Regions from separate parts of the Homo sapiens genome. Here region 2 is linked to region 1. A link is a loop called in an ENCODE intact Hi-C map of the cell type or tissue named here. Cell type or tissue: ascending aorta. All regions are shown on one strand. Links, peaks and the distances in the headings refer to the core of each region. The heading gives the core; the rest is flanking DNA.

The links. A loop is a pair of places that touch in the nucleus more often than their neighbours do. Peaks named below come from ENCODE experiments on the same cell type or tissue, not always from the same donor. Only the 100,000 strongest peaks of a DNase experiment are listed, where the experiment ranks them.
Region 2: it touches region 1 in a loop (9-fold over the local background); 4 of 110 quality-filtered maps call a loop at or near these places.

Annotation. Positions count from the first base shown.
Region 1 is chr6:12,466,975-12,478,021 of GRCh38, forward strand. No RefSeq gene overlaps it. Among named protein-coding and RNA genes, the nearest start is that of LINC02530, 110 kb to the right of the region's middle. In ascending aorta, for the core only: no CTCF peak of the experiment used is centred there; DNase peaks (open chromatin) are centred at 5,977 and 7,357; H3K27ac peaks cover 5,339 bases.
Region 2 is chr6:12,348,920-12,359,966 of GRCh38, forward strand. No RefSeq gene overlaps it. Among named protein-coding and RNA genes, the nearest start is that of EDN1, 64 kb to the left of the region's middle. In ascending aorta, for the core only: no CTCF peak of the experiment used is centred there; DNase peaks (open chromatin) are centred at 4,942 and 5,762; H3K27ac peaks cover 2,616 bases.

The DNA.
Region 1 (11,047 bases), core at 2,000-9,999:
ATCTTATTTCGCATCACATAATCTGATATACAAATACATGATCAAGAATAAGAAATTTTTGGACCAATATTTTATTTGTCTTAACACCTTAAAAGATACTTATTCTAAGCTTAGATTTACATTTTGATTTATCATAAAATAGTTTGAATAATAATTTTAAAAAATAAATCAAGCTATGAAATTTCAGAGTTTTTGTTTTGTTTAGTTTTGTTTTGTTTGGCATATTATCTAGTGTCAATTTTTTTCCTGATGAGTTTTCTTATACCCAAGTATGGAAACATCTTTGAATTCTATTTCCTCGAAACACTCTAGTTTATCCAAATTGTAAATTAGGGCTTTGGATCCAAAAAGCTTGTTATGTGTGAATTATCTTTAAGTCTGGGAGGTATCTTTTCCTAGTAAACTAACTTCTCCATGTACTGAGTATGTATTTCATAAGAAACTAAAATCTCACTAGGGGCCGGGCGCGGTGGCTCACGCCTGTAATCCCAGCACTTTGGAAGGCCGAGGTGGGCGGATCACAAGTTCAGGAGATCAATTCTGTCCTGGCTAACACGGTGAAATCCCGTCTCTACTAAAAATACAAAAAAATTAGCCGGGCGAGGTGGCGGGCGCCTGTAGTCCCAGCTACTCGGGAGGCTGAGGCAGGAGAATGGCGTGAACCCGGGAGGCGGAGCTTGCAGTGAGCCGAGATTGCGTCACTGCACTCCAGCCTGGGCGACAGAGCGAGACTCCATCTCAAAAAAAAAAAAAAAAAAAAAAAAAATCTTACTAGGTAAAATAAGTTGGTCACCCTTATTTATTATGAAAACCAAATGGTCAATTGTAGAAGTTTCTAGGAAACGCTTCCCAAACAGCCCCAATCTTAACTCAAGAAGCTGTTTTTGCCAAAGTCAACTTGGCTTGTGGTAAGTAGGACTGATCAAAACATCGTTCATCAGAATAATAAAGATATTCCAAGTGATGTTTCAAAACCACTGTAAAAAAATCCCTTGCATGTGTAAATTGGAGGAGCAGCAGTTTATGCAAGGAAAGGTTTTTTTTTGTTTTTTTCTGAAATGGTATTTCCTGTGGGACTCTTGGTCAGGATGGCCTCGTTTGGGACATGCCATGTGATTTTTCTATCAGCATCACTCTCCAGACTCAGGGGAGGCTAAGTGAGCAGGGAAGTCATATATTTGACTACAAGTGGAAAAAACTCTTGGTGCTATTCACAGAGCCTTTACAGACATGAGATTGAGATACAGATGTGTAGAAAGTCCTAACCATCCACATCAATCTAAAGGAACTTCCTTGTTTGGTCTCCCTGATTGAAACAGGAAATAATCATCTTCGGAAACGTAAAGTGGTCAGCTCTAGCCATTTTGTGGGTTGCAAAGATTTTTCTTTCCTGTTATCTCCCGGGATGTTATCTCCAGGAAAGAAGAAATAAGCACAGACATGAGAAGTCATCAGCAAAAGGCCTTCTAGAGCTCCAGGTGTACTTTATTATGTTGTGCTGATTTTGCAACAGCCAACATTCTTGTGGACTAAAACAGTCACTTCGAATTCCATTTAATCTAAAAGCCAAAACCTCTGCCAAAGAGAGATTATGGCTGGAACACAGACCTTAATAAGGTACATAACTAGCGACAACAACAGAAGTTAAACTGTTCTTTCTTCTAGGCATCCTTGTTAGTATTTGTTAAATATTACCATTTAAAAACTAGTTTTATAGGAGAAAAAATATATTTTAATTCCTTCTTTGGCTGTGAGTGAGATTGAATGGTTTTTTATGTTTGTAACCTAGTTATCATGTTAGTGACCTAGTTATATGTCACAAACCAAATGCCTGCCCCATTCCCTTTAAAATTTTGTTAATGCCCTTTGCACATTTTTAATTGAATTTTCATTTATATTTCCTTGTTTGCACATTTGTTCAATATGCAAATATTTATTTTTTATATTTTAAAATTGACAAGTAAATATTGTATATATTTATGGTATACAACATGATGTTTCGATATTTGTGCACATTGTGGAATGGCTAAATCATATGCATTACCTCACATACTTATGTTTTTGTGGTGCAAACACTTAAAATCTACTCTTAGCAATTTTCAACTATATAAGATACTCTTATCAACTATAGTCCAACATGACATACCATAGATCTCTTGATGTTACTCCTCTTAACCAAAATTTTGTGTTCTTTGACCAATATCTCCCCATACCCCTGTTCTCCAAACTCTAGTGACCACCATTTTACTCTCTGTTTTTATGACTTTGACTTTTTTAGACTCCACATATAAGTGAGGTCATGCAGCATTTGTCTTTATGTATCTGGCTTATTTCATTTAATGTCCTCCAGGGTCATCCATGTTGTCACTCATGACAGTATTTCCTTATTTTCATGACTAAATGTTATCCCATTGTGTATATACACCACATTTTCTTTATCCATTTATCTATTGATTGATACTTAGATTGATTCCATATCATGGCTATTGTAAATAGTGCTGCAAAAAAACATCAAAGTGCAGATGTCTCTTTGATACACTAATTTTCTTTCCTTTGGAGAAATGTCTGCTTGTGGGATTGCTGGATCATATAATAGTTGTATTTTTAATTATTTGAGGAATTTCCATACTGTTTTTCATAATTCCCATATTAATCCAAATTGCCACCAACAGTGTACATTTCTCTTTTCTCCACATCCTCAACAACATTGGTATCTTTGGTCTTTTTGGTAATAGCTGTTCTAACAGATGTGAGGTGATATCTCATTGTGGTTTTAATTTGCATTTCCCTGATGATTAGTGATATAGATCATTTTTTCCCTTTTTACATATATTCCTTATAAACGTATGCATATTCCTTATAAAATAAAGTGGCCGGGTGCAGTGGCTCACACCTGTAATCCCAACACTTTGAAAGGCCAAGCTGGGCGGATCACCTGAGGTCAGGGGTTCGAGACCAGCCTGGCCAAACTGGTGAAACCCAGTCTCTAGTAAAAGAACAAAAAAATTAGCCAGATATTGTGACGGGCACCTGTAACCCCAGCTTCTCGGGAGGCTGAGGCATGAGAATCCCTTGAACCCAGGAGGTGGAGGTTGCAGTGAGCCGAGATTGTGCCACCGCACTCCAGAGCGGAACTCCATCTCAAAAAAATAATAATAATAAATAAAACAATAAACTAATCCTCTGATAGATATCTGAATTTGTTTAAAGAGAAGTTTAAAATTTCAGCATGTAACCATCACTTGGGTTCCAAAGGGGATTGGTTCTAGGACCCCGTGGATATCAAAATTCAAAGATGCTGAAGTCCCTTATGTAAAATGAAGTAGTATTTACATACAATCTATGCCTATCCTCTCATATGCTTTCAATAATGTCTAGCTTACTTATAATACCTAATACAGTGTAAATGTTACATAAGTAGTTGTTACGGCATATTTCTTATTTATATTATTTTTATTTTTACTGTTTTTATTTTTAATTTTTTGGAATATTTTCGATTGGTGGTTGGTTGAAGTCATGAATGCAAACCCATGGGTCCAGAGAGCAAACTGTCCTTAGGTTGATCACACTCTTTCTTTCTAATTATTTTCTATCACGTCTATTCTTAGTGTATTTTCTGCATTGCAATCTGCTAAACATACACTCCTATTTTCTCCTAGTTTTTGAAGCCTTTAGGTTATATTTAATTTCTTAATACATCTGGAATTTATTCTAGTCCCTTTGTGAGTTAAGTTCTAAGTGGAATTTTTAAGATATCAAATTAATTGTCCCAGTGTTTACCAAATATGCCTTCTTTCCTCATTGATTTGTGACCTTAGCAAGAGCAGGCCTGAGAACTACACAGGCTTATGTCCTGCTGTCAGCTCCTTACAAACCGAGTGATCCTGAGCAAATCCCTTTAACCTCTCGGCTCTCAGTTTACCCCTTTGTGAAGTAGAGGTAATGATAGCCAACTGCTATGGTCACTGTGAGGATGAAGTGAGAAAATGCAGGCAGAGCAATGTTCCTGGTAGGTCACTAGCGCATTTGGCGGTGTTATTAGTAATAGTAATCGGTCTCCCTCTCTGTAAGAGCTAGTAATGGAAGCTCTGACACTGGTCTGCAGGAGAGAGAAAACCGTCTCTCCCCTGTTTCTTCCCAGCCCATTCCATCTCTGACCTCATCCCCTGCTGCCAGCCTACCCCATTCCCTCCTCTCCAGTTTCCAGGCTGCCTCTGCACCAGCCAGGCGCCTTCTGCCACAGGCTTCACTCTTCTCTTCCAAGTCCCTGGATGTTTCCCCAGTTCACACCTGGCTTGCTCCCTCACCTTCAGAGAGCCTCTGCCCAGCTGAAACCTTCTGACTGGGGCCTTCCCTAAACCCACCCACTTAAGTTTGGACCTCCTCAGTGCCCTCTCTCATCCTTCCTTGTTTATTTTCCTCTACAGCAGTTACCACCTCCATATAGTTTGCTTCTTTGTGTATTATCTGTCTTCCCCGACAACAGAAATCTCCCCAGGGTCAGGGCTTTTATCTCTGTTGTTCATTAGTGTATTCCCAGGGCCTGTAATAGAGCCTGAAATGCAGCATGTGTTCCATGCATTACTGTTGAATGAATGAATTCTTGAACATTTTACTTTATATTGTTGTAACCTAACAATCTGTGGGGGTGGGGGTGGGGGTATTATCAAACCAGAGAGTAGAGGAGGTAAGAGATGTGACAGAAGGAGGGCAGCGAGCACCCTCTTAAGGGGAAGGCTTCATTGGAAGCACCCTTCTGGAAGCCCCAGCTATGGAAAGCGTCTGTGCAGACTTGTTCATGTGTCCGCCCTCTGGAGAAGGGGACTGGTGAGAACTAAATGGTCAGCCTTGGTTTGATGAAAGAGAAGCAGGAAAGGAGAAGCAATGGCCCTTCTGTGAGTGGGCATTGTCTCTGAGTGGGGGTTTTGCCTATTAGAGCCGTTAAATAACATGCATGCTAAGTTATGGACTATAGTGATAAAACATTCGTCCTAGTTTGTTAAATGCCATGAGACAGAAGACTCTGTAACTTAACACCTAGCAATCCTATGTAGCACAATTCTTAACGATTTCTATAAACAAACCTGACTCTTAGATATTACCTATTTTTCTGCACACTGTGAAACATCCAAGTGTTTGACAACTGCAAGTTGCACTAAGTCTTTTGGCATCATCTTGATTTCGTGACATTCTCTACATGACTACTGGGAAAGTTAGATTTGCTCTTAGTTTTCTTTTTACACAGTCACCTGGGGGCTCAAGAGATGTCTTCATGCTTTATTCTAATGTTCTCTTTATTTTACTGTGTTTACTTAACAAAATTGAAATGCTCTCCTGCACGAACTATACTACCAAAAACCTTTCAAAGGAATTCTTATCACTCCCATGAACTCACGGACATGGGTTCCCAAAGACTCAGAGCTAGGGGAGTTTTCCTCTGCGTCTTTGTCCTATCTCTTTCCAAACCTACGTAACCTTGTTTAGTATGCCTTGTTTTCACTTCTCCCATTTCCAGACGATTCAGAGCAGAACTCCAAAACATTTTCCTCAGATTTCTATGTTCTTGGATGACTAAAGAAGTTTTAACAGTGAAAAAATAAAAATAAAAAAAAAGAGGGAGGGAGGGGTATGACTTCACTCTCTAAGCTGCAAGTCTTTTATAACCCCTCTTGGACTTGAGGCAGAGCAGACTGGCCAAAGAGAGCATTGGCTGTTGCCTTAGCAACTTCCTGACTCACTGGCTACTTGCCCTGCGCAGAAGCCCTGAAGGAGCTGAAACCATGTAACCTCCATTAGAAGGCCCTCTTTGGCCCATGTTTACTGTTGAACACCCAGTGAAGATGTGGTTTTGAGGAATGAGAGACAACCAGTGATTGCCTGCCCATACATGAAGAGGCAGGTATTTCAAAACCAGGATGCCTTGCCTGATATAAGCACAGATGAGTCACATGAGTTGGCCTTGGGGACAAAAACTTGTTGAGATCATACGAGCCAGTTGGCAGCACAGTCCCTGTGTCACTGACTAAGGGGTTCTCTGTGTCATACTGATTAACGAAGTTTCGTCGTGTTCCCTAGAAATGGTAAAACAATCCACAGAAGTTCTCGTTTGCTCAGTGGATGGGCACATAAGTTTGTTGTTGTTGTTGTTGTTTTTGAGATGGAGTCTCACTCTGTCACCCAGGCTGGAGTGCAGTGGTGCGATCTTGGCTCACTGCAACTTCCACCTCCCGGGTTCAAGTGATTCTCCTGCCTCAGCTTCCCGATTAAATGGGACTACAGGCATGCGCCACCATGCCTGGCTAATTTTTGTATTTTTAGTAAAGACTGGGTTTCACCATGTTGGCCAGGCTGGTCTCGAACTCCTGACCTCAGGTGATCCACCCGCCCCAGCCTCCCAAAGTGCTGGGATTACTGGCGTGAGACACCGCGCCCGGCCATTAGTTTTTATAAGTTAAGTCTTGCCTTGATGTTCAGTTCCTGATTGTTCAAGCACGAGAGGCATTGATTAGTATAGATAACCAGACAACAGGCATTTATTTACTAGGTCTCATGTTGTTTGACTTCTAGTCTCAGTTCTGTGATTATTGTGAAAAATACAAAAGAATTATAAAACACAGTCTCAGGTTTTAGGGAGACTGAACTCAAATTAACATCAGAATGATGAACAGGTGGTGGAGAAACAGCCCCAAGGCTTATTTGCATGTCAATCTCCATGGCAGAGAAGGGCCTTTGAGGAAGAGGTTTGCACAAAAAGGCTTAAGTTAGAAGTGGGGAAAAGCTAGACTTGGAGAAGCCATGCTTGTCCCCCAGCCTGGCCCATGGACTAGGTGAGAGGATTCTCGAAAGAGAACCTGAACAAAAATAGGAAGAGGAGACTTTAAGATATACAAAGGCTGGTGCAGAGCTGCTTTGAGGCCTCAGTGACAAAGAACAGGACACAGTAGGGACAGGGAGGGAATGGGGAAAGGGACATTCCCCTCATGTACACTTGGGGTACAAATAGCACAGCTTGGGTGCCCCACAGGTCTGCAGCTGGGGAAGCACATAAGATCAAAACTCTGGCAGTGGATCCAGGTACTGACAGGCACAAGCAGGCAATAGTGGGCATCACATGTACCAGTGTGGAAGAGCAGGGAGGGCTGCTGCTGAGCACATGGGAGGACCACCAAGGGAACCCTACAAATAACTGGGAGAGATCTGGGGTGGTGAGCGAGGTCCTCGTTGTCCAAGTAGGTGCAGTGAGCCAGTAAATTTCACCTTATTACTCAGTGTTACCTTATTTGCCCCCACATGTTGGAGCTGATTTGTCTGACCTGATTTTTGGAGTTTCTCCAACATGTATGAAGAAAACAGTGGTGAGGCAGTTCTTTCCAGGACACAGCTTGTCAGAGAAGGGGCATGCTGGGTGGAGAGAGAGGAGAGGCTCAGAGTCTGTGTCAGTCCTGAACAAGTGAAGTGAATAATGTGAACGTCATTTTTCATTTCTATGACATTTGCCCTCCTCAGAAGATTTTGGTTACTGAAATGACTTAAGATGGTTATAAATTCCCAGACTGAAAGAGAATAGGAACAGAAGGAAACATTCTGATAGAGGTTAGGTAACATTGGTAAAGTGGACTATTGCTCTCACGTGAAGTACTGTATTTACTTAAAGGGGAACTTGGCTAGGTATGGTGGCTCACTGTCATCCCAGTGCTTTGGGAGACCAAGGCGGGTGATCACTTGAGTCCAGGAGTTCAAGACCAACCTGGGCAACATAGCAAGACCCCATCTCTACAAAAGAATTTTAAAAATTCACCAGACATGATGACATATGCCTGTAGTCCCAGCTGCTTGAGAAGCTGAGGCAGGAGGCTGACTTGAACTCAGAAGTTCAAGGTTGCAGTGAGCTATGATCGCACCATTGCATACCAGCCTGGGTGAGACCTATGTCTAAAAAAATAAAAAATAAAGTGGAACTTTCCAAGTGACCTCAGACACTGTGCTGATTATGGCCACCCTCTCTTGCTGGCCAAGTAAGACAAAGGTTAACAGGTTGATTGCAGTGTGAGCAAGGCAGGTTATAAAGGGGAGATTCAGTTAATACATGCCACTCTCAATCATTAACAGCTGCACATAAAAGTATGCATCTTCTAATCAAGAGATCAGATGGCTCACGCCTGTAATCCTAACACTTTGGGAGGCCGAGGCCAGCCTGAGATCAGGAGTTCGAGACCAGCCTGGCCAACATGGTGAAACCCTGTCTCTACTAAAAATACAAAAAATTATCCAGGCATGGTGGTGAGTGCCTGTAGTTCCAGCTACTCAGGAGGCTGAGGCAGGAGAATTGCTTGAACCTAGGAGGCAGAGTTGCAATGAGCCGAGATCACACCACTGCACTCCAGCCTGGGCAACAAGAGTAAAACTCTGTCTGAAAAAAAAAACAAATTACCATGTGAAGAAATGATTTCACCTGTTTAAATAAGTCCTCCAAACTCCACCTTTGTTTTTCTTTTTTATCTTTTGACATTTGATCTAAATCATACTTATGTTAATACAAAGATCAGAAACCTGGAAAAAGATGGACAGGTAGGCTGCTCCTGTTTCTTGCAACTTCCGCAAGCTTGAAGATGTCTAGAATTGTCTATGGCTGATATGTTGCTTTTGGAAAATCTATCATCAGAATATTAAAGCCAATGTGTAAGAAAGAACTTTTATAAACTATGTCATCCTCTGCTTCCCTCTGTTACCTCCAGAAATAACTGTGTTTTCAGGGATATTTTACTACTGTTTCGGGAATGAAAAATCAGTTGCTAAATTGACATAGTCACACTTTGGGAGGCCGAAGCAGGTGGATCACGAGGTCAGGAGATCGAGACCATCCTGGCTAACATGGTGAAACCCCGTCTCTACTAAAAATACAAAAAATTAGCCGAGCGTGGTGGCGGGCACCTGCAGTCCCAGCTACTTGGGAGGCTGAGGCAGGAGAATGACATGAACCCGGGAGGCAGAGCTTGCAGTGAGCCAAGATTGCGCCACTACACTCCAGCCTGGGCAACAGAGTGAGACTCCGTCTCAAAAAAAAAAAATAATAAAAATAAATAAATAAATAAATAAATAGACATTCATTCTTCTGTGAAATATGATTTCAGATCAAATAATAGATTGCATCTATAAATAAGATCTCAGAGGAAATGTTTATGTTTGGTTCATTATTAACAGCACCTCTTCAAAATGATACGATTTTATGTCTTCTGTGTGTCAAAAACTGTGAAGAAGAGTGTAATATTTCACCTTGCAAGCTAACAAGTGAACCTGCCACAGTTTCATGGATGCTGGCTGTGTTAGTCCATTTTGTGTTGCTATAAATACCTGAGGCTGAGTAATTTACAAAGAGAAAAGGTTTATTTGGCTCACAATTCTGATGACTGGAAACTTCAAGATTGGGCATCTGCATCTGGTGAGAGCTCAGGCTTCTTCCACTCATGGTGGAAGATGAGGCGGGGCCAGAACGTGCAGAAATCACTTAGTGAAAGAGAAATAAAGGGGTAGGGAGGTACCAGGTTTTTTTTAACAACCAGCTCTCAAGGGAACAAAGAGAGTGAGAATTCATTCACCCTCTCTCTACCCAGGCCCTTCCTGTTTATTCAACCATTCATCTAGCACTCACCACCATGACTGAAACACCTCCCATAAGGTCCCACCTCCAATGTTGGGGATTAAATTTCAACATGAGGTTTGGAAGGGACAAACATCCAAATCATAGGTTGGCAGAAGACACAAGACTCTTGGCTCAGAGATGAAGAACTTTTTGACTCACAGCAAAAACACTAGGCAGAGTATCAGAATTCTCCAGTACCAGATCCAAAAGTCCCAATTGCCACAGTGCAGAGCAAAGAGAGCTAAGTGACATCTGTACACACAGTGGGTTGCATTACAAGAAAGTAAACCAGGATAGGTAACCAGAGTCTTCTAGAATGAGCAGTAAACATGTTTGCACTGTGTTCCAGAAGGAGGCACCATCTCTGTCTTCAAAGACCATTTGCTATAAAACATTGTTGAAACAATTGTCCCAAAGGCAGCCAATACCTCTGTTCACAAAATGTGCAGAACATGAGATCTGCATTATGAGTTGTTCTCATTCACACATATTTTTATTAGGCAAATGTCCATGTCATATCAAATAATATAAATTAAATGCAATAGGTCCCCCCAAAGTAACACTGGAATATGAATTTGACTTTCAAATATATAGTCTTAATTCATGTGATGCAGAATTCCCTTCTCAGTTAATACTTTTAGAAACATAATCATACAATAATAATAATATAAATAAAATATATTATTATATAAATAATATAAAGAAATGTCCCTTTTTTCTAAAGTGACAAATTAATATTTGAATTGAGGTTATTAAGTTGGAAATCAAGTAGAAAACCAGTTGGAGGCCTTTGCAAAATACATTCAATTACAAGATTTAGAAGAAAAATAGATAAAATTTCTCTTTTTAAAGTGTTGATTCAAATGGAGACATACCAGAATAAGCGAATAATCAGAAGGAAGGTTGTTTGTTTTCCTCTGTTGAGAAAGAAGCTCTTGAGCTGAGCATTGGCCAATTGTGAGACACAGCTGGTTGGTAGGAGGTTGTCTCTAAAGTTCACTGATGTTAAAGGATACCCCAGAAATGTGGGATGGAAAGAAAAGGAATTGGTTCAATGAAGGTTTTTTTCAGTGATAGATAAATACCGATCGACTAATGTTTTGTCATTGTTGTTTTTGTCTTTTTACAGCTAGAAATACTTGCTTACTAAAATGCATGTTCTTATCTCTTTCATTTTTCTTACTCATGATTTCCAAATCCCAAGCCAGGAAAGATAATAACCTGATAAATCTTAGATATACAACATTTATTCAGATAGCAAAAGCTTCAGTGGGTTGTGCTTCCGACCTATAGTATTTGATAGAACTTTAAAACCTAGCCTGTTGAAAGTAAACTGAGTTTATTCTGTTCCATTTATTTATTGAGATAAATGTGTATCTCTTTGGCTTTGGCATTTTTAGAAGTTTA
Region 2 (11,047 bases), core at 2,068-10,067, 120 kb before region 1:
GGATGGGGGAGTTGGAACAGTAGTGTCTGTAGCAGTAAGAGGCGGAATTAGAACTCACGAACATCTAGACATATAATGAGGTCAGGAGCTACTCTGCATTCTGCATGGGTCTTTGCATATCTCTGAATTACTTATAATACACTACCGGGCCCTTCTGATGAAGTGTAAGCTAGAAAATTCCTCCCCACCTTAACTTTATGGGCAAGCATTGAAACCTGCCCAGTGTTATTCTCACTGAAAGGCTCATACAGCAGTGACTGTAAAGTGGGTTTGGTCACTTATTTTTACTTTTATGAGTGTTTTATTTTCAGTTGTAATAGTAATCTTAGTAAGCTTTTACTTAGTGTACACTAAGATCCCAACAAACAATAGATTTGCCCTTAGCCTACGTCCACTCCCCAACCTCTGTTTGCTGAGGGATTCTCAGCCTTAAGAAAGGATGCACTCCTACACAGTCTACCTACCCTCTAATAAATGCCAAGACAATGCAAGGGAAGTAAAAAATACCAAAGTGAGAAAATACTGCTATTGTAGCTTGAAGCTTAGAGGGTACATTCCTCCCTACCTTAACTTAAATACTCTTTCCACAGAAGCAAGAAACAAAGACAGATCCCTGAAAACCAAGAGTAATAGAGAAAGTGTTTACATGAATGGACACAGGGGCATGTTTTGTTCTTTCTCAGCGATCCTTTGTTGTTGCAGAGACTATATATGATCCTGATGGGCAAGAGGGCCTAGTGATTTGTCTTTTCATTCTCCTCCACTAATGATCCTCTGAACAGTCTACTGATCACATTTCCTTGCCCTTCATTCTTTTTAAAAAGACCTTTGAAATTTAGTTCTCACTCTCCATACTCCCAATCCACCCATGGCCATTGCTCTTCCTTATGTCAGCTCTCTGCTTTCCCACATCACCTCCTAAAATGCCATTTCTGTATTTTGTTTTGAGAAAGCTATACTTGTATCTGATAGTTATGAAGTCATGTGTAATTACACTTTTATCTTTTCTGGTCATTACCACATATATATACCATATAAGAACACTGAAAGTAGTCACTCTGAAAATGAACCTCAAATTTATTTTCATGCCATGGAAACCAATGTTTCCAGAAATCATAAGTAAGTCACCCACATGGATCAAGATCATGTTTCTTACTCCCCAGCAGAAGGACTATAGCTGGCCCCTCTTACAACATTGGGGAGGGGTGCCCCAATTTCATGCTATAATCACCAGAATTTGATAGGATGCACATGGCTAAGACAGAGACAATCTGAAGATGCATGGAGATCCTGGAAATGATGCTTGCTGAAAGAAGGGAGGCATCTAGACATGCTTTGCCTCATTCACAACATTTCTATTTTAAAAATTAATATTTTAACTTTTATTTTAGGTTCAGGGGTATATGTGCAGGTTTGTTATATGGGTCAACTTGTAACTTGGAGATCTGGTATACAGATTATTTGATCACCTGGGTACTAAGCATAGTACCTAGCAGTTTATTTTTTTCCCTGAACCTCTCCTTCTCCTCACCCTCCTCCCACAAGCAGGCCCCAGTGTCTGTTGTTCACCTCGTTCTGTCCATGTGTATTAGTTCATTCTTACACTGCTATAAAAAAAAGTACCTGAGACTGGGTAATTTATAAAGAAAAGAGGTTTAATTGGCTCACGGTTCTGCAGGCTGAACAGGAAGCATGGCTGCGGAGTCTCAGGAAACTTACAATCATGGTGGAAGGTGAAGGGGAAGCAGGTGCATCTTACATGGTTGGAGCAGGAGGAAGAGAATGAAGAGGGAGGTCCTATACACTTTTAAACAACCAGATCTTGTGAGAACTCACTCACTATATGAAAACTGCAAGGAGGAAATCCACCCCCATGATTCAGTTACCTCTCACCAGGCCCCTCCTCCAACAATGGGGAGTACACTTTGACATGAGATTTGGGCGGAGACAAAAATCCAAACCATATCATTCTGCCTCTGCCCCTCCCAAATCTCCTGTTCTCACATTGCAAAATACAATTATTCCTTCTCAACAGTCCCCCAAGTCTTAACTCATTCTAGCATTAACTCAAAAGTCCATAGTCCAAAGTCTCACCTGAAATGAGGCAAGTTCCTTCAGACTATGAGCCTGTAAAATCAAAAGAAGATTAGTTACTTCTAAGATACAATGATGGTACAGGCATTGGGTAAATATACCAATTCCAATAGGGAGAAATCAGGCAAAACAAAGGGGCTGCAGGCCCTATGCAGGTCTGAAATTCAGCAGGACAGTCATTAAATCTTAAAGCCCCAAAATAATCTCCTTTTACTCCATGTCTCACATCCAGGCAACTCTGATGCAAGGAGTGGGCTCCCAAGGCCTTAGGCATCTCTGCCCCTGTGGCTCTTTAGGGTACAGCCCCCTTGGCTGCTTTCATGGGCTGGTGTTGTGTGCCTGTGGCTTTTCCAGGTACATGGTGCAAGCTGTTGATGGATCTACCATTCCAGGGTCTGGAGGTTGGTGACTCTCTTCTCACAGCTCCACTAGGCAGGGCCCCAGTGAGCACTCTGTGTGGGAGCTCCAACCCCACATTTCCCCTCCACACTGCCCTAGTAGAGGTTCTCCATGAGGGCTCTGCCCCTGCAGCAGACGTCTGCCTGGACATCCAGGCATTTCCATACATCCTTTGAAATCTAGGCAGAGGCTACGAAGCCTCAACACTTGTCCTCTGTGCACATGCAGGCTTAATACCATGTGGAAGCTGCCGAGGCTTATGGCTTACATCTTCTGGAGCAGCAGCCTGAGACATATCTGGGGCCCTTTTAGCCATGGCTGGAGCTGGAGTGTCTGGGACACAGGGAGCAGTGTTCTGAGGTAATGCAGGGCATTAGGGCCCTGGGCCCAGCCTGCAAAACTATTCTTCCCTGCTAGGCCTCCAGACCTGTGATGGGAGGGTCTGCTGTGAAGGTTTCTGAAATGCCTTCAAGGCATTTCCCCCATTGTCTTGACTATTAACATTTGGCTTCTCTTTAGCTATGCAAATTTCTGCAGCTGGCTTGAATTCCTCCCCAGAAAATAGGTTTTTCTTTTCTACAACATGGCTGGGCTGCAAATTTACCAAACTTTTATGCTCTGCTTCCCTTTTAAATGTAAGTTCCAGTTTCAGATCATCTCTTGTTTGCTCACAAATATAAGCATATGCTGTTAGAAGCAGCCAGGCCACATCTTGAAGGCCACATCTTGAATGCTTTGCTACTTAGAAATTTCTTCTACCAGAAACCCTAAATAATCATTCTCAAGTTCAAAGTTCCACAGATCTCTAGGACAGGGGCACAATGTCTCTAGTCTCTGCTAAAGCATAGCAAGAGTGACCTTTACTCCAGTTCTCAATAAGATCCTCATCTCCATCTGAGACCACCTCAGCCTAGCCTTCACTGTTCATATCACTATCAGCATTTTGGTCACAATAATTTAACAAGTCTCTAGGACTTCCAAACTTTCCCTCATCTTCTTGTCTTTTTCTGAGCCCTTCAAACTGTTCTAACCTCTGCTCACTACCCAGTTTCAAAGCTGCTTCTACATTTTCAGATATCTTTATGGCAATATCACACTCCCAGTACCATTTTTCTGTATTAGTCCATTCTCTCATTACTATAAAGAACTACGTGAGACTGGGTAATTTATAAAGAGAAAAGGTTTAATTGGCTCATATTTCTGCAGACTGTACAGGAGGCATGGCTACAGAGGCCTCAGGAAACTTACAATCATGGTGGACGGTGAAGGGTGAAAGGGAAGCCACAATGTCCTACATGGCTGGAGCAGGAGGAAGAGAGTGAAGGAGGAAGTGCTACACACTTTTAAATGACCAGATCTTGTGAGAACTCACTCACTATCATGAGAACAGCAAAGGGGAAATCACCCCCACAATTCAATCACCTCTCATCAGGCCCCTCCTCCAATACTGGGGATTAAAATTCATCATTAGATTTGGGTGGGGACACAGATCCAAACCATAGCACCATATGTTCTCATTATTTATCTCCCACATGTAAGTGAGAATATTCGGTATTGGGTTTTCAGTTCCTGTGTTAGATTGCTAAGGATAATGGCCTCCAGCTTCATCCATGTTCCTGCAAAGGACATGATTTCACTCTTTTTGTGGCTGCATAGTATTCCATGGTGTATATGTACCACATTTTTGTTATCCAGCCTACCATTGATGGGCATTTAGGTTGATTCCATGTCTTTGCTATTGTAAATAGTACTGCGATGAACATATGCATGCATGTGTCTTTATGGTAGAATGACTTATATTCCTTTGGGTATATACCCAGTAATGGGATTTCTGGGTTGAATGGTAGTTTTGTTTTTTGTTTTTTGAGGAATTGCCACAATGTTTCCCACAACATTGGACTAATTTAAACTACCACCAGCAGTGTATAAGAGTTCCCTTTTCTCTGCAACGTTGCCGGCATCTGTTATTTTTTGACTTTTTAGTAATAGCCATTCTGATTGGTGTTAGATGGTATTTCATTGTGGTTTTTGATTTGGATTTTTCTAATTATTAGTGATAATTAACATTTTTCCATATGCTTATTGGCTGCATGTACGTCTTCTTTTGAAAAGTGTCTGTTCGCATTCTTTGTCCACTTTTATGTTTGGTTTTTTGTTTTTGTTTTTTGTTTTTGGTCTTGCTCTGACACCCAGGTTGGAGTGCAGTGATGCGATCTCGGCTCACTGTAACCTCTGCTTCCCGGGTTGAAGCGATTCTCCTGCCTCATCCTCCTGAGTAGCTGGGATTACAGGTGTGCCACATGCCTGGCTAATTTTTTTGTATTTTTAGCAGACACAGGGTTTTACCATGTTGCCCAGGCTGGTCTCAAACTCCTGGCCTCATGTGATCTACCTGCCTCGGCCTCTCAAAGTGCTGGGATTACAGGTGTGAGCCATCGTGCCTGTCCCTTTGTCCACTTTTTAATGTGGTTGTGCAACATTTCTTGGGGCCAGTTCCAACTTCAGTTATGCAGCCTTTGGCTCAAGAGCCTTCACAGGATTTCCTTTGGCATTTGCTGCATTTTTGCCAATTCCCACAATATTGTTTGAACTGTAACAGTTTTTCCTTGTTTCTTTCTTTTTTCACCAACTGGGATCTAAGATTGACTTACAGAAGCAAGGTATGTCTGAAACGATTAATATTTCTCTAAGTCTCTATGTGCATCAAGATTTGTAACCTATTGTGAACTTGTGTAACAACCATTTAATCAGTGCAATTGATCAAAGTAGCTTTCTACACAAAAGTGGGTACCTGGCTATCATGTAATCATGAAAAAGCAACAACTCTGAATTTTATTATATTATATTTATGTGCTCCATTTATTATGGTGTTGCCCTCCAAAATGAAATTACATACCCAAATTAAAAATGCACTAAAATATTTTAGTGACAAGAAAATATTTTTCTTTTTTAATATCTGCAGAATGGGCACAAACATATTATACTGGGAATATTTCATTTCATTTTTAAAAAATCATAGAGGCAACATTATGCATTTAGACTCATATTGCAAAGAGCATTATTATTTGCTCTATTTTGACTCCTTTATATTTTCCTTTCTTTTTAAAAGAATATGCGTGTGTGTGTGTGTTTGTGTTGTTTTACTGTCTGGAAGATGACAAACTGTATACTTTAGTGACATAAATTACCTGAACAATTTACTGTAGATGCTCCTGGCAGAAAAGGCCACGTCACTCTTGTGTTTCCTTCTTTGCTGCTGTGAGAACGCTATGTTCCCTGGAGAGCCTGGTGAGGCCTGTCTGGGCTAAATTCTTTTCACATGCATGGTTCACTGCTTGAATACCCAAGAGGCAGAGCTTACTCTCTCACTCTCTGTCTGAGAATGGGTTTACCATTCTTGTGATTGCCCCTTGCATTCTGCTTTTCTGCCTCCAGTAATGTTTGGTATTTGATAATTTAGGGAAAAAGGACCACCAGCTATGCACTTGGACAATTATGAAATAAATGCTGTTTAGGGCATGCAAAGGTTTTATAAATTCTAGCCGGTGATCAGCTCCCAACCCAACGAATGCATTTCAATTGTGTTTATCTTTGCTTGCATATCTAGAAACAAGACATAAACACAGTTATCAACCATTTGGCACCTTTTAAATGGACACAATCATCCACTGTCTAACTTGTAGTGCTATTAAAGTTTGATGTGCAGTTGTAAGAAGCTCTGTTGTCTTCCTTTAATGGCACCAAATCAGGTACAGTCAAATGTTTGCAGACAAGATGCCAGCCAAACCTTAAAGCTGCAAAGGCTCAATCTACCTGGCCAGAAAGTGGTGGCCCCACCCGTTTCTCTATATGCATCCTAATTGTCTCTTTCATAAGTCTCCTGGAGGGCATGTGTATGAATACATTAAACATGTCTAGAAGATAATAAGTGGGGTTTAAGTAGTCTCAACTTTAGCCTTTTTGACTCAAAATATCCCAGACCTGGCAATGGAATGAGCGGGATTATCTGCCTTTTTGTTTCACGGCAGTCCAGTCATTCTGAATGTTACCTTTGGTGTTGCTCAAACACCAGGCATTTCACATGCCCTCAGCTAACAGAATAGCTGAGTATGACTGTCAGTTTCTCCCTTAGGTGGTCACTCAGTCCCAAATTTCCCATTTCTATGACTAATACCAGCATATTTAATATGACGTTGAACACCTTGACCTCCTTTATCTTCTCTTTCTCATGTTCATTACTACCATTACTAATTGTACCTGCTTACTACCACCCACAATTTGGTACATGTCTGGATTGGGAAAGCAGCCTCCTAATCATTTCTGTACATCCAGCTTTCCTCTCTGCTTTCTGCACAGCTGCCAGAACAAGCTCCTGCATATGCTGTTTGTAGCACATCCAGCGATTCATTACCAAAAACTAGAGCCTATTACTTAAGGTCTCCAACAACTGGTTTTCTTTTTAACTTCTCTCTTTCCCCTGTTATTTTCTCCTTTCTGTATCCAACTCAGTGTGCTTTCACCTCACTTCATAAGTGTTGCAAGATGTTTGCCCTTACATTTTTGCATGAATCTTTGCACCAGTCTGGGTGTTCGCTTGTCTTTTCTCTCTGCATCTCTCAAGACCTGAGCTCATCATCCACGAAACCACTCTCCTTTAATTAGGCTACCATTCTGATTACTTCTTCATTTTGCTTTCCTTGTCCCCTGTAAGTTTTTAGTCTATTGAAATTTGAGTCAAAATTAAGTAATTTTGAACCCAACGATGTTTTGTTTTATAATTATTCACAGCATGCTTCCAGTGCATTTGGAATGTACCTCAACCAAACTTTGGAATATACCTCCACCATATACATGATTAAAAACTTCTTAAAGTCACAGAATATGTCATCTACTGTTTTTTATACTACCCATATACCATGCTTCTATTCAGCCTTCGTGCAACAAATGCTCATGAGCATATAGGGGCTGCAGATACAGCAGGAGTGAGAAAGATAGGACTAGTTCTTGCCCTCAAGAGCTAGTGGGGAGTGGGCTCATCCAATTAATATCTCTGAGACACAAAGGGAATATTAGGCATGTGATTTCCAAAGGAACAAAAAGAGCATGTGCGATAACTTCACAAGCAGGAGCCAAAACAAATTCTGCATCATACCTAATGGCAAGAGAAATGAGAAAATTGCATCCAAGTATTTATTTTGAACAGCTGTGGGATGCAACAGTACAATTAGAAAATCACATGTCAGGCACTGGACACAGGCATCTGCCAGATTCTGTTGTCCTCCTATAGCCTCTCAAAATAGTAGGACCAGCGTCTGAGGGGTGTGGGGGCTGAAAATACTCTACATTTTGATCTGGGTTGTGGCTACATGGGTGTGTATATATGCAAAAAGTCAAGCCAGGTGCGATGGCATAAACCTGTAGTTCCAGCTAGGTTGCCCAGGCCGGTCTTGAACTCTTGGGCTCAAGGATCCCTTGAGGATCACTTCAGCCCAAGCGTTCAAGACCGGCCTGGGCAACATAGTAAGACCTCATCTCAAAAACAAGCAATCAAACAAATTCATCAAACTGTACCAATGTTATACCTCAACAAAAACTTTTTTAGGTTGAAAAAAAATGGTAAGAAGGGAAAAAAGCACACACTTTGCTTTGGCCATGCCTTCTTATTTATTTTTATTTTTATTTTGTGGGCATGAAGTGAGCATGAAGCCATCTGAATGAATTCTTGTCTCCTCCTGGGCATGTGAGCCTTGGGGTGAGTCAGCGAGTCTTAGAATGCTGAAGGGTTGGTATAAAGCAACCTTCAACCTGAAGAACAATAAACTCTGGCTATACCTTAGAACCACTTGGATGGAGCATCTCAAAAGAAATACCATTGCGTGATCCCCCATCCTCAGAGATCAGATTCAGCTGGTCTGGGATGGGGCCCTGTATCAGTATTTAGAAAAGATGCCACAGGTGTTTTTAATATGCAGTGAGAAATCCAAACCCCTAGTGAGCTCCATTCCCTCTATATAGAGTTAAGGAAATGGAACGTCACAATGGTTAAGTGATTTGCCGACGGCGATGCCGCTGGGTGCTCATCTCACCGTCTAGGGAGGATGTCCAGTCTACCCATGCCTGGAAGAACCACTGGCCTGACGTTACAAAAGAGGAAGTGATCCAAGCCTAGAATCAAATTCAGATGTTCTGATTCTTAACCTCTAGTTTGTTTCACTTCATCTCCCTCAAACGGAGGCATTATTATTGCTAAGAGATTTTGAAATAAAAATTGCAGCTATTGCTTTAAGCTAACTTTGAACTTGTTAAAGCAAGCCCACTGACTGGAAACATTAGAAAGAAACCAGGAGGGTGAAATTTACTCTTTCTGTTTTGTTTTGTTTTGCTTGAGACAAAGTCTCCCTCTATTGCCCAGGCTGGGACCCCAGGCATGTGATGCACCACCACATCTGGCTTTTTTTGTTTGTTTGTTTGTTTTTTAAGACAGAGTCTCACTTTGTCACCCAGGCTGAAGTGCAGTGGTACAATCTCAGCTCACTGCAACCTCCAACTCCCGGTTCAAGTGGTTCTCATGCCTCAGCCTCCTGAGTAGCTGGGATTACAGGCATGTACCACCACGACCAACTAATTTTTTCTATTTTTAGTAGAGATGGGGTTTCACTATGTTGGCCAGGCTGGTCGCAAACTCCTGTCCGCAAGTGATCTGCCTGCCTTGGCCCCCCAAATTGCTGGGATTACAAGTGTGAGCCACTGCACCTGGCTTAAAAAAAGAATTTGTAGAGACGGGATCTCACTATATTGCCCAGGCTGGTCTCAAACTCCTGGGCTCAAGTGATCCTCCCACCTTGGCCTCCCAAATTGTTGGGATTATGGACATGAGCCACCGCACCTGGCCAGTTTTTTCTTGATATGAATAAACAATGTTGATGACCCTCCCGGGCCCTATTCCCCATTCCCTTCTTCCCCAGTCTGTCCCTGTCTCCCCGTTGAGAAAATCTGTCACTTGGGTTAATACTTCTGACTCAACAGACTTCATGGCATCGCTCTGGCGCACTTCCACATTAAAATTTATAATAATTCAAGATTCCAGAAAAATGAGCAAAAAATTAGTCAGAAAAAGACTAGTGAAGAAACTGATGTATCTTAAAACATCCATTTGAGAAAAGGCTTCATCAGATCTTTGCAAGCTGGCTTAAGACTTTAAGACCGCTAGGCAATATACGCACTGCCCAATTGACTTGCCCTTAGGCCTCTCTGTAATGATAACTTGAAACCTATGTGCAACTTGTAAGACATTGAATAAATGTCTGTTTTAATGGCCTCTTTTCTGTCCACAGGAAATTTATTAGTGAGATCACCATTTAGAAGCAAATGTAAACAACCTTCTCAGAAATCTCTCAACCAAATGCACTGAACATAGCTCATTTGCTTACTGCTTTTTATCATTTTCTTTTTTTTTTTTTGAGATAATCAGGGACATTTCTGCATTCATATGTGATGACTTTTTAAAAAATATCACTTTGGGTCTGGAGAGTCATATAAGTTTTAGCTGGATGATCATTCTGTTTTTAAAAAAAGGACACAGTATATTCACATAAAAAAAGGAAAGTACATCTATAAGGTTCCGTGTCAATATGGTTGGATAATAGTACATAGATAAGAGATTCGTTTAGACTAGACCTAACCTTATTTCAGGGTTGGCCAACATGGGAATTAAGTTACAGTAGAGCCCTGGTGCTGAATAATACTCCAAATACAGCTCTGGTCTGTTGTAGAGAAGCGATACCATGGAGAATATTTCTCTATGTGCCCTCATCCTTCCTTTCTGACTTAGAGGAACAGTTGTTTCACTTTCCTTTCCAAAGCTAGACTTCTCATTTTTATTCTCTATCCTCTTGCCATCCTGCCTCCTCCAGGAACTTGTTATCTCATTCATCTCCTTTCTTTATCCTCTTCAATTTTTTTACCTCCGTTGAGGCTTTAATCTCTGCTGAAGACCTGAACAATCTACTTTTCTTTGAAGAAAAAGAAAACAAACAGAAACACATACCAAATTGATAAGCTGATGGGTGATCGTGGTGACCCTTCAAGCTTTCATTCATTTAATCCCTTTCATTTGATCCCAAATATCTAAACCAACTTGTCCAAGCTCTCTGAGTTCTCCACATCCTTTCCTATCAGTGACTGCTCTTTTCTTAAAATTCTCTTTTCTCTTAGTCTCTGGATCATGTCACAATTCTGGTTCTCATCCTTCCCTTGACTACTTTACATTTTCTTTATTGGCATTTTCTTCTCTTCCCACCTCCTAAATGCAAAGATCACTCTTTTGTCTCTTTTAATAGAGATGAGCTCTCACTCTGTCATCCAGGCTGTAATGCAGTGGCACAATCAGAGCTCATTGCAGCCTTGGACTCCTGGGCTCAAGCGATCCTCTTGCCTCAGCCTCTGGAGTAACTGGGACTATAGGCACATGCCACATGCTAGCTAAGTTTTCTTTTAATTTGTAGAGATGAGATCTCACTCTATTGCCCAGTCTAGTCTCAAAATCTTGGCCTTA